3 separate regions of the Homo sapiens genome follow, and all the other regions are linked to region 1. The links are chromatin loops, found by intact Hi-C in ENCODE. Cell type or tissue: PC-9. All regions are shown on one strand.

Region 1 (5,000 bases):
ACCTCAACACCATCACCTCGGGGGTTAGGTTTCAACATAGGAATTTTGAGGGGACACATGCATTCAGACCATAGCAACCCATTTAGACTATACAATCCAACGGTTTTTAGAATATTCATAGGTAAGGACCAGGCACGGTGGCTTACACCTTTGGGCTCACACCTTTGGGCTCACACCATTGATCCTAGCACTTTGGGAGGCTGAGGCGGGCAGATCACTTGAGGTCAGGAGTTTGAGACCAGCCTGGCCAACATGATGAAATCCCATCTCTACTAAAAATACAAAAATTAGCTGGGTGTGGTAGTGCATGCCTGTAATCCCAGCAACTCAAGAGGCTGAGGCAGGAGAATCGCTTTAGCCCGGGAGGCAGGGGTTGCAGTGAGCCAAGATCGTGCCACTGCCCTCCAGCCTAGGTGACAGAGTGAGTTAGACTATGTCTCAAAAAAAAAAAAGAATATTTAAAAAAAAGAATATTCACAGGTAAGTACAACCATTATCGAAGTCCCTTTTAGAACATTTTCATCACCTCAAAAACAAAGCTGTTTTGATTAGCTATCACCCCATTATCCCTCCGACCCCCAACCCTAAGCAACCATGGATCTACCTTCCGATACTATGGATTTGCCTTATGATTTATGAAGTGTTCTGGACACTTCATAAGAATGGAATCATACAATATGTGGTCATTCGTGACTGCCTTCTTTCACTGAACATAATATTCTCAAGGTTCTTTTGTGCTGTAGCATGTACTGCATGGATGAACTTCATTCCTTTTTATGGCCAATGTATTTTTTTTTTTTATTAAACCCAATTACCCCATTTCTGTTTGTAGGTACATGTGAAACTGCTGGTCAGTAGCAATGGAGGACTCTTAGGGTGTCTTTGACACCAGAATTGGGTAACAACACTTGATGTTCTTTTTCTGGACCAACCTGGGCTGGGGCGGAAGATGTGCAGTAGGGGCTTGGGTGGCACTGGGCAGCCCATCACAGGCCTCTCTCAGGTGTCCTTGTCCCCTCAGCTCCCACCCTCCCAGCAGAGGGTGGTGAAGGAAGACATAGCCGGGCTCACCCAGAGGGCACGAGATGCAGGCAGCCCCTTCTCCACTCGGAGCGTGAATGTTTCTTGGTAGCAAGAATGTTTGACTAGATACAGCAAGTCGTGCCTTCTCGTTTCTTTCTTTTCATCCTACTATAGAAAAGTGAGTGGACTATTTCACTGCAAGAATGACCTGCTCTAGTTTAGGGGAAAAGGCAAGCATTTGACATTTAAAAAATGACTTTCAGTATGACTTGTGCATTCAAATACTTATTTCAAAAGGCTTCTAAACGTGATACCCATTCTCAACACAGCAGCCAGAGGGATCCTGTTTAAACGGCAGTCAGCCTGTCCGTCCTCAGGTAAAACCCTCCAACAGCTCTTGTGTGACTCAGAAGAAAGGCCTGAGCCCAAGCCCGCCACGCCCCTGGAGGCCCTGAGACTCAGCCTCCAGCAGTTACATGACTGAGTCTCTGCCTCCATGTTCAGTTCCTGCTCTGGGCACCAGGCCAACTCCCTCCTGAGCTGTTCCCTCTCCCTAGAAGGGTCTTCCCAGGAGTCCGTGTGACTCCTACTGTCACCGCTGCCAGATCTTTACTAAATAGTCACCTTTGGTGAAGCCTTCCCTGGCCACCCCACCTAAAATTTCAACAACTCCTTTCTGACACCGAATGAGTTTTTTTTTCTTAAGCCCTTATCGTTACGTTCTTTATCTTTTGCTTTTTTACCTTAATAATTCTCTGTCTCCACAGCACAAATTCCACCCCATTAGGGAAGGAATTATATCTGCTTTGTTCACTACTTTCCTGCAATGCTTAGAATAAATCCTGATGCACAGCACTCAATAAATATCTGTTGGAAAAATTACACGATTTAATTCTGCGGAAGGAATTTCGCCCTTTCAAAGGAAAATGTAAAATGCTGGTTAGTAAGTACTAATGCTTACAGTAGAAGTTTTATCAGTAAAAAGATGCAAATGCATTATGTAATGTCTTTTACAATACTTTGCTGAAATGGTAAACACTATAATAATGATAGAACCTCACATTTATATAGTACTTTATACCTTTCCTAGGTGGACACGTCTGTGACACTACTGATTTTGAGTAGCATTACTATCTTCAGTTTAAATAATTTGCCCAAAGTCGCAGAGCACACTTCTAGAGGATTCAGGACCAAAATCCTCCTAATTTTTTCCTAGAGTGATTCCCCACTAAAACAAACAGAATGGCACTTTACCTGTGGAGCCCTTCACAGTTTTCAAACTGTTTCCCAGATAGCAGCTCCATTGCCCCTTGCCCTGCAATAAGCAGAGTGAGCACTGCTACCCTGGGTTAAGCAGTGAGGACACAGTGACTCAGCCTGGCCCGGGGGCCTGGCTGGCTAAGCTGAGAGCCAGGCCCAGACCTCTGCTCTTTGTCCCAACCTTATGGCAGACAATGAGCAATGACATATCACTCAGACATACCACTTCCTTGTTCTTGGCAGAAGAGGACACAGCTTGACCCTCAGCATTTGAGGCTGTAGAGCCCATTGGTTTCATCATTTAAGAGCAGCCCTGGCTGGGTGCGGTGGCTCACGCACTTTGGGAGGCAAAGGTGGGTAGATCATCTGAGCTCAGGAGTTTGAGACCAGACTGGCCAACATGGTGAAACCCCGTCTCTACTAAACATACAAAAATTAGACGGGTATGGTGACAGGTGCCTTTAATCCCTGCTACTCAGGAGGCTGAGGCAGGAGAATCACTTGAACCCAGATGCAGAGGTTGCAGCGAGCCTAGATCGTGCCATTGCACTCCAGCCTGGGTGACAAGCACGAAATTCCATCTAAAAAAAGGACTTTGCAGTTGTAGTAAGTGATGGATCTCAAGATGAGATTATCCTGGGTTATCCTGCTGGGTCCTGAGTCAAATGACAAGTGTCCTTATAAGAGACACACAGAGAAGAGATACAAGGAGATGAGAAGATGGCCGTGTGAGGACGGAGGCAGTGAGGGGAGAGAAGCGGGCATAAGCCGGGGGGTGTCAGGGACCCCGGAGCTGGAAGAGGCCACGAAGGATCCTCTACTGGGGCTTCAGAGGGAGAGTGGCCCTTCCAACACCTTGATTTCAGACTTCTGGCCTCCAGAACTGTGAAAGGGTCCATTTCTCTGTTTTAAGCTAACTTGTTACCAGAGCCCCAGGAAACAAGTCCAATCTCATCACGAGAAGTGACCTGGAAGGGAGAGAGAGGGAGGAGGCCGGCGGCAGGGAGGGAGCCAAGAGAGGAATGCATTCAAGGAAAGTGGGGCTCTCAGCAGGAGTAAGAAAGTGTGGAGTATATTGAAAAACTCGGGTAAAGGGCAAATGGCTGAATTAGGCTGTAGCTTGGATCTTAGACCTTCTCTCTGTAAAAATGAGAAAAAGGGATTTATCAAATGGCTTCAGCCAGTGGGGGCCGCACGCGTTACATGGTGGTGAGTTCATGTTGAAAGGTTGAGCCCCGTCCCTGGGGATGAGTCACCCTCTGCCATTCATGCAGGAAAGAAATCATTAAAAAAAAGAATAAGAATTTACAAATTCAGGTCAATTACATGTTCATAATGGTGTGAGGTGTCAGAGGCTGGAAAAATGAGAAGAAGCCAGCAGGCTGCCTTTGGCCCTCCTGCTCTAGTTCATTGCTAGTTTCTCATAGCTGGGTCCTCCAGGGCCTCTCAGATTTGAGTCTGATCCAGTCCCTCTTCCTGCATCAGCAAGAAAAAGCTGGCCTTAGCCCGAACAACATGGTGAGACCCCATTTTTACAAAAAATGCAAGAATTAGCCAGGCATGGTGGTGCGTGCCTGTAGTCCTAGCTACTCAGGAAGCTGAGGTGGGAGAATTGCTTGAGCCTGGGAGGTGGAGGTTGCATTGAGCCACTGCACTGCAGCCTGGGCAACAGAGCAAGACCTTGTCTCCAAAAAAAAAAAAAAAAAAAAAAAGCTGGCCTTGCAGACATCAACCTGGAGACCTAAAATACCCCCAGAGCCAGCCCCATGGTCTAGTAGAGACTGGTCTGTCCCCTGGCCGGCCCAGGGTCACTTCCGGGTCCGGAGAGCCCCCTGCTTCCTGTTCACTGTGCATGAGAACCTTCTCTTTCCCTCAGCCCTCATCCTCTGGGTGGGCTTCTGCCTTGGTCTCACTCCTTCAACTCAGGCATCTCCCCTGCCTGGTGTCCTTATTCCCCTCCTCGACCAGAGATGTGCCATTGACCTGCCATCCAAGACAGTCCCACACAGTGACCACCCGCCTATTTCCTGTGTGTGAACCACACAGGGGCTTCCTTCCAAGCTCATCTGTTGGTGTGTGGGAGTGTTAATGTGGACCTCAGGTGCTGCCCTGCACATGATCAATCCCAGACCATGGGGAAGAGGCGTGGTGGCAGCAGGGCAGCCAGCCATGTGACCACAGGAGCATTAAAGGCAAGTGACGAGGCTGGCTCAGGCCAGCGAGTTATTAGCAGAGATGGAGAAAAGGGCTTCTCGTCCCAGGAACCGGTACCACCACCCACCGGTTGCTCAGCAAAAGACCTGGAGTTGTCCTGGATTTCTCTTCTTCCTTTACTCCCATAAACCATCAGCAAATGCCGTGGACTCTGCTTCCAGAACACATCTCAAGCACAGTCTCTTCTCTAGTGCCCTGGTCATCACCACCATGCAAGAGCCTCCCAGCTCTCCTCTGTTCTACCTCCTAGAATCCACCCTGCACACAGCAGCCAATGTAGCCTTTGGAGAAGTTAATCCTATGACGCCACCTCTCTCCTCAAAATTCCCAGAAGGTTTCTCACCCTGCAGAGAAGAGAATCCAAAACTCCTCACCATGCCCTCTGTGACCTGGTCCCCACCCCCTTCCTCATTCTCCTCTTTGCTGGTCACACTCCAGTGTACCTGCCTGGGTCTGTTCCTGGAAAACTCCCGTTGCTGCCCCCTGGGGACTTTGCACTCGCT
Region 2 (5,000 bases), 340 kb before region 1:
CTCTGCAGATGGGGAAGGGGCAAACATAGAAGATTGTGCAGGAGGTTTTTATGGTTATTTTGCTGTTCGTTAAACCACCCCTAACTTGGTGGCTTGGCTCCAAGCTAAGTATTACCTCCTTTTCATGATTGAGAAAACTGCAGATCAGGGAACTAATGTATCCATCACCAGTTAGTGAGTAACTGAGTCAGGATTTGAACTTGGATTTAGATAGCCCCGAGTCTTCCTGCCTTCCTGTGTCCCCAGGCTCTGGCAGAAAACTGGGAATGATGAGGATGATTGCATCCCTCTCTAGGCCTTCCTCCCCTCCATCGGGTACCCTCACTCACAAAAGATGTCTGAGTCTCCTCCTACCTGGTTGGAAACCTGGAGGCTCTGAGGAGTCCATGCGGCTCTCCTGAGGGTTCTGGGTGTGAAGCATGAGCATTTTCCTGTATCTCCAGGCAGGTAGAAACAGACAAAGTCACCTATAGCATAATAGTACACAGCCACGTTGCAAGCAGAAAATCTTGAGCCAGCTCATCCAGCCCTGTGGTATTGCAGTTCCTCTAGATGAAGGGCTGTGCCCCTCTACCTGGGGCCACCTGCTGTGTAATTTGGGCTCACAAATATTATGGAGTTCTGCAGCTGGTGGCCACAGGCTGTGGTGACGTCTGACTGTGGGTATACATGGGAGACTGATGCCGGTGACTTGCAAGTAGTACTCAAACCCTGTTTTTTTTTTTTTTTTACCTCAGTTTTCCTACTCATAAAATGGGAATAGAAGTAGGTCACACAGCAGCCTGATTTGCAGATTATATGTGAAGTCATTCTACATTTCGGTTTATAAATTCTTTGCTAGAACTTTTATGGTATGTATGTCTCTTTAAGAAGACTTAAAAAAATAGGGATTTTAATTCTGACTTTACTAGAAAAATCTATTTTTGATTTCTGGTGCTTTTGTGAGATTTTGGTACTTAATTACCATATGTTCCTGTCATGCGAATCCAGATCATCTTAATTAGGCACAGCGAGAAGAGCAGTAAGTACCAGACACTTCAGGGGACCCCAGCGGAGAGATTTTAGGATTTAGAGACCAGAGGCCTTAGGTACAAAACAGATTCTGCTCTTTCACAAAGCACAAAATATTTTAGCCATCTTGCAGAGGAGAATGTGGCTTGAGGCAGGAATCTCCAGAGTGTCCCACCTTTCCCAAGTCCCGCATACAGAAAAGAGCACAATGGTTTGGATGGGTGCAGTGGCTCATGCCTGTAATCTCAGCACTTTGAGAGGCTGAGGTGAGTGGATCGCTTGAGGTCAGGAGTTCGAGACCAGCATGGCCAACATGGCGAAACCCTGTCTCTACTAAAAACACAAAAATTAGCTGGGCGTGGTGCCTGTAATCCCAGCTACTCAGGAGGTTGAGGCAGGAGAATAGCTTGAACCTGGGAAGCAGAGGTTGCAGTGAGCCAAGATCACGCCATTGCAGTCCAGCCTGGGTGACGAGTGAATAAATAAATAAATAAATAATAATCTGTCTCAAAAATAAATAAGTAAACCCCTGTTGGATAAATATTTGCTGAATATCAGGATTAAGACACTGTGGGGACAGTGCCAATGATTATACATCATAAACAGCACAAAAATGACCAACGCGAACTTTTCTTTTCTTTTTTTTTTTTTTTTGAGACGGAGTCTTGTTCTGTCGCCCAGGCTGGAGTGCAGTGGCCAGATCTCGGCTCACTGCAAGCTCCGCCTCCCGGGTTCATGCCATTCTCCTGCCTCAGCCTCCCGAGTAGCTGGGACTACAGGCGCTCACCACTACGCCCGGCTAATTTTTTGTATTTTTAGTAGAGACGGGCTTTCTCCGTGTTAGCCAGGATGGTCTCGATCTCCTGACCTCGTGATCCGCCCGCCTCGGCTCCAAAAGTGCTGGGATTACAGGCGTGAGTCACTGCGCCCGGCCCGAACTTCTCTTTATAGGTAGTCTTAAAATGTCACTGGAAATGTTTTGAACAGCAGTCTTTTGTTACTGCAAAAATTCAGCAAGTCAATTATATGGGCCGGGAGGAATTTACACTTTAACTCCCTTGCACATTTGCCGTTCACTTACTTACTCGTGGGGAACAGTGAAAAAGCTGGGATGGAAGTGAGGCTTTCTTCACCACATCGATGGCCCACATTTTCCCATGCTGTGAACTCCATCATGAATACCTGAGGCCAATTTTCTTAAATCAGATTTCCCCTTACTTAGAATTGGTATTGCATATGCATGTTTCCTGCAGGAATGCAAGTCTTAAAGGGCAGCAAAATGTAGAAGTCGTTTACTACTGCAGAATGTCCCATCAAGCAGCTGTACTTAACTTAGGAAAGCATTAAGTGAAGATTGGACACAAGGGGACAGTATTGCTCAACAAAGGTTCTTTGCTGCTGCTGGTGAAGTTGGAGTTTTTAACCTGCTCTCTTCTAAATATGTAAATGTATAAATAATGCTCTTTGCTCATTTTTCTACAAAGACCCTTAAGCAATTAAAAACACATCAAAGAAATCAGTATGCATGAGCTTTTTAGTGTGTCTATTGATTGTTTTTTAAGTAAATATTTTTAAGGATTTTTTTTCCCTCCCAGTTTTTATGAGACTGGCTGGTTATTAGCAAAGATAAAAAACTGCTCCTTTTCCTGGAAGAGGCTGTTCTTTATCAGTAGTGCTGGGACATTCAGCCCTGGAGATATTAATATTCTTAAGATTCAGGAGGTTCTGTTCTCCGAGGAGAAACTGATCTGTGGGGAACCTATTGAATCAGGATCTCAAAATTGTCACCCGTTTCTTCTGGGTGGAAATTGTCACCACTTAAAGGGGCCACTGAGTGGTCTCAGATCACACTGCCAGTTTTTCATGTCCACACTGGTGTGCTCCACATTTAGGCCTCAGTGTTCTGGGCCCTGCCTCATCCTCGCGTTGCTCTGAGCCAGCCTCCTGTTGCGTTGTTGCATTGATTAAAACCACAAGCGCGTGGATTTCTCCGTTTTTTTAAGATTTCTTACTAGAAGTTGTTGGAATGCTGAGTATTTTCCTCCTTCCACTGAGCTGTGTCTGCCATGGGCCTCCCTTCAACAAGGCTTTCCTTCTTGTATTCATGGCCGGACCCCCTGGTGTGGCCTCATTTCCAGATTCCCGCTCTCCCTCCCCAGAAATGGTTTCCATATGTGACCCCACGCGCTCTGGGCAGGCACCTTTGGAGGGGCTGACCTCCCAGCTCTCTTCTCTGCAATCATCAACTCACACCTCCTGGGTTTCCTTCCAGGCTGCAGAGCTGAGAGCTGAGAGCTAAGAGCCCACAGGCAGAGGGCCCTCTCCAGGCAGGTTTTATCTGCGACCTCTGCTGACTCAGGAGTGTGGGAGGTGATGGCCTTAGGGTTCTGTCTGGTGCTTTCTGTCTGATCTGCTGCCAGCTCTCTTCTTCCAGCCGAGGCCATGAGGGTTTTCATGGATAGCTGGGAGCTGGATTCTAGGAGACTGGATGCTGTCACAAAGAAAAGACCGTTTGAGGCTGGGTGCTGTGGCTCACACCTGTAATCCCAGCACTTTGGGAGGCCGAGGAGGGTGGGTCACTTGAGGTCAGGAGATTGAAACTAGCCTGGACAACACAGTGAGACCCCTTCTCTTAAAAAAAAAAAAAGAAAAAAAAAGAAAAAGAAACACTAAGGGAATTCCTGTGTGGGTCCAGGTCCAGCGTGAAGCCCTAAGGCCCCACAAAGGGATGTGAGCAGCCTCTGCCTGCCCTCCAGGGCTGACAGTCACATAACTAACCTCGTTATGACTCAGTGAGCCAGGCCTGGCAAATGCCTGCGGCAGATGACTGACCCATCCTGCAGAGTTCAGGTTTCAGCTGAGAATTGAGCCCAGGGTCTCTTGGACTCATGTGCACACACAGGACCTGAGTGGGGGCCATCCGGCCTGGGGCCAACTGACTCCCAGGTCCATCAAACCCAAGTCCGTGTCAGGGCCATGAAGGCAATGTGGGTGCACCAGAGGCAGTGGCATGCTGGTGGACACAGGTGGTTTGTTTTCCGGATTTTCAGCTTGGGAAGGAATTGGGATGTGTTTTGTGAGTTCACAATGGGGTGGATGAGAAGTGGCAGGAAGGCAGATGGTATCTGTTGGAAGTGTACATGGTTGCAAGTGTCTCCTGACTGCAGAGGCAGAAACAAATAACATGAATAGTCATATATATATATATATATATATATGCGTATATATTTTAAATTCATAGACTTTACTTTTTAGAGAAGTTTTAGGTTCACAGCAAAATTGAGTGGAAGGTACAGAGGTTTCTCAGCCCCTACACATGCACAGCCTCCGCCATTATCAACATCCTCCACCAGAGGGTACATTTGTTACAATGGATGAACCTGCATTGGTGCATCACCGTCGCCCAGAGCCCAGAGTTTACACAGGGCTCACTCTTGGAGTTGTATGTTCTACGGGCCTGGACAAACGTGTAATGACATGGATTCACCAGAGCCAGAGTTTACACAGGGCTCACTCTTGGAGTTGTATGTTCTACGGGCCTGGACAAACGTGTAATGACATGGATTCACCAGAGCCAGAGTTTACACAGGGCTCACTCTTGGGGTTGTATGTTCTACGGGCCTGGACAAACGTGTAATGACATGGATCCACCATTGTAGCATCATACGGAACAGTTTCACTGCCCTAAAAATCCTCTGTGCTCCACCTATTTATCCCTTCCTCCCCTTAACCCCTGACAACCACTGACTTTTCACTGTCTCCATAGTTTTGCCTTTTCCTGAATGTCACATGGTTGGACTTACGCAGCGTGTAGCTTTTTCAGACTGGCTTCTTTCCCTTAGCAGTGTGCATTTGAGGTTCCTCTACGCCTTTTCGTGGCTCCACAGCTCATTTCTTTTCTAGCACTGAATAATTGAATGGTCATATTTGTCCAGAAGTCTGGAGTGGACAGTCCCGGGATGCTGCAGGGGCTCAACAAGGTTATCAAG
Region 3 (5,000 bases), 250 kb before region 1:
AGAAACAAGCCAGGGATCTGAGAAGATTTTTTTTTTTTTCCAAAAAAGATACACAGGCCAGGTGTGGTGGCTCATGCCAATAATCTGAGCACTTTGGGAGGCCAAGGCAGGTGGATCACCTGAGGTTAGGAGTTGGAGAGCAGGCTGGCCAACATGGCAAAACCCCATCTCTACTAAAAATACAAAAAAATTAGCTGGGCATGGTGGTGCGTGCCTGTAATCCCAGTTACTCAGGAGGCTGAGGCAGGAGAATTGCTTGAACCTGGGAGGCGGAGGTTGCAGTGAGCTGAGATCGTGACGCCGCACTCCAGCCCGGGTGACAGAGCAAGACTATGTCTCAAATTAAAAAAAAAAAGAAAAGAAAAAGAAGATACATAAATGACCAATAAGCACATGAAAAGATGTTCATTAGCCATTAGAAAAATGTAAATCAAAATCACAATGAGATACCACTTCACACCACCAGGATGTCTATCATGAAAAAACCAGAAACTAATAAATGTAGTGAGGATGTGAAGAAATTGGAACCCTTGGATGTTGCTAGTGAGAATGTGTGTGTGTGTGTGTGTGTGTGTGTGTGTGTATATATATATATATATTTGAGATGGAGTCTCGCTCTGTCACCCAGGCTGGAGTGCAAGCTCTGCCTCCTGGGTTCACGCCATTCTCCTGCTTCAGCTTCCCAAGTAGCTGGGACTACAGGCACCCACCACCATGCCCGGCTAATTTTTTTTATATTTTAGTAGAGACGGGGTTTCACAGTGTTAGCCAGGATGGACTCAATCTCCTGACCTCGTGATCCGCCTGCCTTGGCCTCCCAAGGTGCTGGGATTATAGGCGTGAGCCACCGCGCCTGGCCGCATATATATATATTTTTAAAAAGTGCAGCTGCTATGGGAAACAGTTTAGAAATTTCTCAAAATGTTAAACATAGAGTTTCCATGTGACCCGGAAATTGTATTCCTATATATATATATGCAAGAGAAATGAAAACATATGTTTACAAAAAACTTAAACACAAGTGTTTACAGCAGTTTTATTATAATAGCCAAAAAAGTGGAGGCAACCCAAATGTGCATCAACTGATGATTGGATAAATAAAATCTGTTGTATCCATACAGTGGAATATTATTTAGCAATAAAAAGGAATGAAGTACTGATACATATTACAACATGGATGAACCTTGAAAAAACATGCTAAATCAAAGAAGCCACTCCTGAAGACCACATGTTGTGTGCTTTCATTTATACAAAATGTCCAGAATAGGCCGATCTCTAGAGACAGAAAGTAGATTAGTGGATGTCAGGGCCTGGGGCTGGGGCTGGCATAGGGAGTGGGTGTGACTAATGGATGTGGATTCCTTTGGGGCTGATGAAAATGTTCTAAAATTGATTGTGGCGATGGTTGCACAACCTCGTGAATATATTAAAAAGCATTGAATTGTACGCTTTAAATGGTAGGGTTGAATAGTATGTAAATTATAACTCAGTAAAACTGTAAAAATATAGGATGACTTGTTAAATTAAATTTCAGATAACCAGTGCTAATTTTTTATTTTTTGCAATATATTTCAGATACATTTCTTGCAATATTTGGGATGTACTTATACTAAAAAATTAGTCATTGTTTATCTGTAATTCAGCTTTAACTGGGTGTCCTGTATTTTATCAGGCAACCTCATGCATGTCGACTGCATGTGAGAATGACTTTAAGAATCATCCCCTCCAGGGCTCCTATCTTTTTATCCCTGTAGGGAATTTACTATCAGAGGCTGTATCACGGCTGTGGCTCCTGAGCTCGGAGGCCCTATTGTGGCTCCTGTTCTCTGAAAGCCCCACCTTGAGGCGTTTCCCTGGTAACCTCCAAACAACTCGTCAACCAGCCTGCAGGCCAGGGAGGGTTTTCCCAGAACAGTGAATGACAGGACTTATAGGCTACAGGGAAACAACTGGATTCTTTTCTGCATGTTGTTCCCATGAGATGAGCTCCTCTTCCATGACGCCTTGATTGAAATCAAGGCAGATTCCTTTGTTCCTCTGGTGACTTTCTCATCATCAAAAATTCTCTGGGCATTTCATTCTCCATAAAGTCTCTCTCTGCTCAGTAATTAGTATGTCCAGCCTCATCTACTCATGAAAACTCCTCACCTCACTCAAAATAGAAGATTCTTTTCTTCCAGGGCCAGCTGCAGACAGAAAATATGCCTTGGGAATGGGGGGTTGGTTCTTGTCTTTTTACTTAGGATAGCTCTGATAAGGTTTGGCTGTGTCCCCACCCAAATCTCATCTTGAATTGTAGCTCCCATAATTACTGCGTGCTGTGGGAGGGACCTGATGGGAGGTAATTGAATCATGGGGGCAGGTCTTTCCCGTGCTATTGTTGTGATAGTGAATATGTCTCATGAGACGTATGTAAGACATACCTTTGCTTCTCCTTTGCCTTCCGCCATGATTTTGAGACCTTCCAAGCCATGTGGAACTGTGAGTCCATTAAACTTCTTTCTTTTATAAATTACCCAGTCTCAGGTATGTCTTATATTACCACCATGAAAACAGACTAATATAAGCTCCTTCCTCCTCTCCCCTCCCCCTACCTGTCTCCAGGGAGGGGAGGGGCCAGGAGAGGAAGGAATAAAGGAGCAGGACCGTTCCTTCTTTCTGGTACCAATATGGCACTGTCCTTGGAGGCTGTTTAAACAGATAGATGCTTTCTCATGTTCTGCACAAATTCGTGAGAATTTTTGTATTCCACCTCATACTGTAGTTGTTTGTTCTTGATATGCATATATTGATCACCAATTAAACACTTCACTCTTCTTCCCTCCATCGGAATCCCGCCCCTACCCCTAGATCTTCAGGTTGAATTCCTGCTCCAGGTATCAATGGCACAGTCATGCTGGCTCATCCCAGGGGTGGGTGGGAATTGTCCAGTTAGAGGAGCATTGAGCTTGCTCTTGGGACATATGATCCCTAGAGAGTCATTCTTGTGGCCTGGTGGCCCAGGCTACATGGAGGTCTTTTGCTGTTGGGTGCCAGTCTGCATCACATGTATACACACACACACACACACACACACACACACACACACACACTTTATAGAGTGCAATGCTGTTATCTGATGTTTGCATTGCACTGAGCCTGCTAATAACCTCCAGGAAAAAATGCTGTTCTCTGCTCATGGAGGTCCTAAAAATATTGCCTGGCAATGGCTTCTCTGGGACATTCAGAAGGTGGGTTGGTACTGTGTCATCTGACCTTCCCTCCTTGAAATGCATGCTTGCTCAGGAAGAGAAGACTCAGATGTCCTTTCCAGCTGCCAGGGCCTGGGGCATTCTGCAGAGAATTGTTCTGGAGCATTTCCTGGAATAGTCACCTCCTCAGATGAGTACAGAGGGGCTGCGGAAGAGGCACAAAGTCAGCATTGCTACCACTGGGACTGAAGGGTGAATGTCTAGGAACCAGCATGATCAGAGACACCACACAAATGCAGGGGAGACCCCCGGCGCCGAGGTCAGGGGTAGGTGCTATGAGGAGTGGCGGGGACATGGGCAGGCCTGGGTCCACTGCCGTGTACAGACACGTCATTCACAGAAGCCGAGAGGTGGAAGCAACCCAAGTGTCCTTTGACAGATGAATGGAGAAGCAAGATGTGGTCCATCCACGTAATAATATTATTCAGCCTTGAAAAAGAAGGAAATGCTGACACATGCTGCAACATGCATGAACCTTGAGGACATTATGATAAGTGAAATAAACCAATCACAGAAAACCATATATATGATTCCACTTGTATGAGGTTCCTGGAACAGTCAAATCCATAGAGATAGAAAGTAGAATGGTGGGTGCCAGGGGCTGGGAGGGAAAGGGGAATGATTAATGGATACAAGTTTCAGTTTGGGGTGATGAAAAAGTTCTGTGGATGGATGGTGGTGATGGCTGCCCAACAGCCTGAATGTGTTTAATGCTGCTGAACTGTGCACTTAAAACGCTTAAGATATAAATTTTACGTTAAGTATAATTTACCACAATAAAAAAGGTAAAATAAAAAGTAGAAAAAAAACTTGAAAATATTAAAAAAAAGACACTGTGAGGCACGACTTCCTCACTTCCTCACCCCACACATGGAAAGTTCTGGAAGCTGGATTGCACTGTGTCCGTCTGTTCCAAGGCCCACAGGTGGGACTACTCTTCTTTGTTGTCTTTCATTTTTCAAAACCTAGCTCAGATTTCCCTTCCCTCTGAAAGCATCTTTGGGTCTCTTGACTGGGAGCTGCTGCCTTTGGCACGTTCTCATGGCCCCTTGTTTCTCCAGGGTGAAGTCTGCTATGTTTCATTTACTCGTTTGCCCGCCTGCCTTCCCCCTGAGACCCAGGGACCCTCTTAGGCAGGCTGGGTCTTGTTCACCTTTGTGTGTGGCTCCATGCTCTGCATAGAACTGAGTGCACCAGTCATGTCGGTGCTGCTTCTTGGGTTCCTCTCCAACCGTATGTAAAAATCAGGCCCTTTGGGAGGCTGAGGTGGGTGAATCACGAGGCCAGGAGTTTGAGACCAGCCTGGCCAACATGGTGAAACCCCGACTCTACTAAAACTACAAAGAATAGCTGGGCGTGGTGGTGGGCACCTGTAATCCCAGCTGCTTGGGAGGCTGAGGCAGGAGAATCGTTTGAACCTGGGAGGCAGAGGTTGCAGTGAGCCAAGATCACGCCATTGCACTCCAGCCTAGGTGACAGGGTGAGACTCCATCTAAAATTAAAAAAAAAAAAAAAAAAATCAGGCCCTGCCTATCTGTGAATCCCAGGAGCTTTTGCATGAAATCACTTGGCCATGTGAAGTCCCACCCCTTGCATTTCAAATTTTCTCCTGTGGTGAGAACACCTATGACTCCGATGAACTGAGAAAAATGATTTCTGCTTTGCAAGAGAACCAGTATATTAGAAGATTATGTCTTTCACAGCTGGGAGCAAGTCTTATTTTCCTCTTGTTCCTATCTTTCATTGATT

Evidence for each region. Peaks named below come from ENCODE experiments on the same cell type or tissue, not always from the same donor. Only the 100,000 strongest peaks of a DNase experiment are listed, where the experiment ranks them.
Region 2: it touches region 1 in a loop (6-fold over the local background); 69 of 110 quality-filtered maps call a loop at or near these places.
Region 3: a loop joins it to region 1, with 9 times the contacts of the local background. A loop is called at or near these places in 5 of 110 quality-filtered maps.

Annotation. Positions count from the first base shown.
Region 1 is chr21:38,795,125-38,800,124 of GRCh38, reverse strand. No RefSeq gene overlaps it. Among named protein-coding and RNA genes, the nearest start is that of ETS2, 8.3 kb to the left of the region's middle. In PC-9, no CTCF peak of the experiment used is centred here; DNase peaks (open chromatin) are centred at 1,454 and 2,424; H3K4me3 peaks cover 1,163 bases; H3K27ac peaks cover 3,515 bases.
Region 2 is chr21:39,135,711-39,140,710 of GRCh38, reverse strand. No RefSeq gene overlaps it. Among named protein-coding and RNA genes, the nearest start is that of PSMG1, 45 kb to the left of the region's middle. RefSeq lists an enhancer at 2,563-3,470. In PC-9, a CTCF peak has its summit at 2,371 (motif pointing right); a DNase peak (open chromatin) is centred at 2,360.
Region 3 is chr21:39,045,127-39,050,126 of GRCh38, reverse strand. The region is part of intron 3 of LINC02943 (long intergenic non-protein coding RNA 2943); the gene reads left to right. Among named protein-coding and RNA genes, the nearest start is that of LINC02940, 28 kb to the right of the region's middle. In PC-9, no CTCF peak of the experiment used is centred here; DNase peaks (open chromatin) are centred at 1,336 and 1,886; H3K27ac peaks cover 325 bases.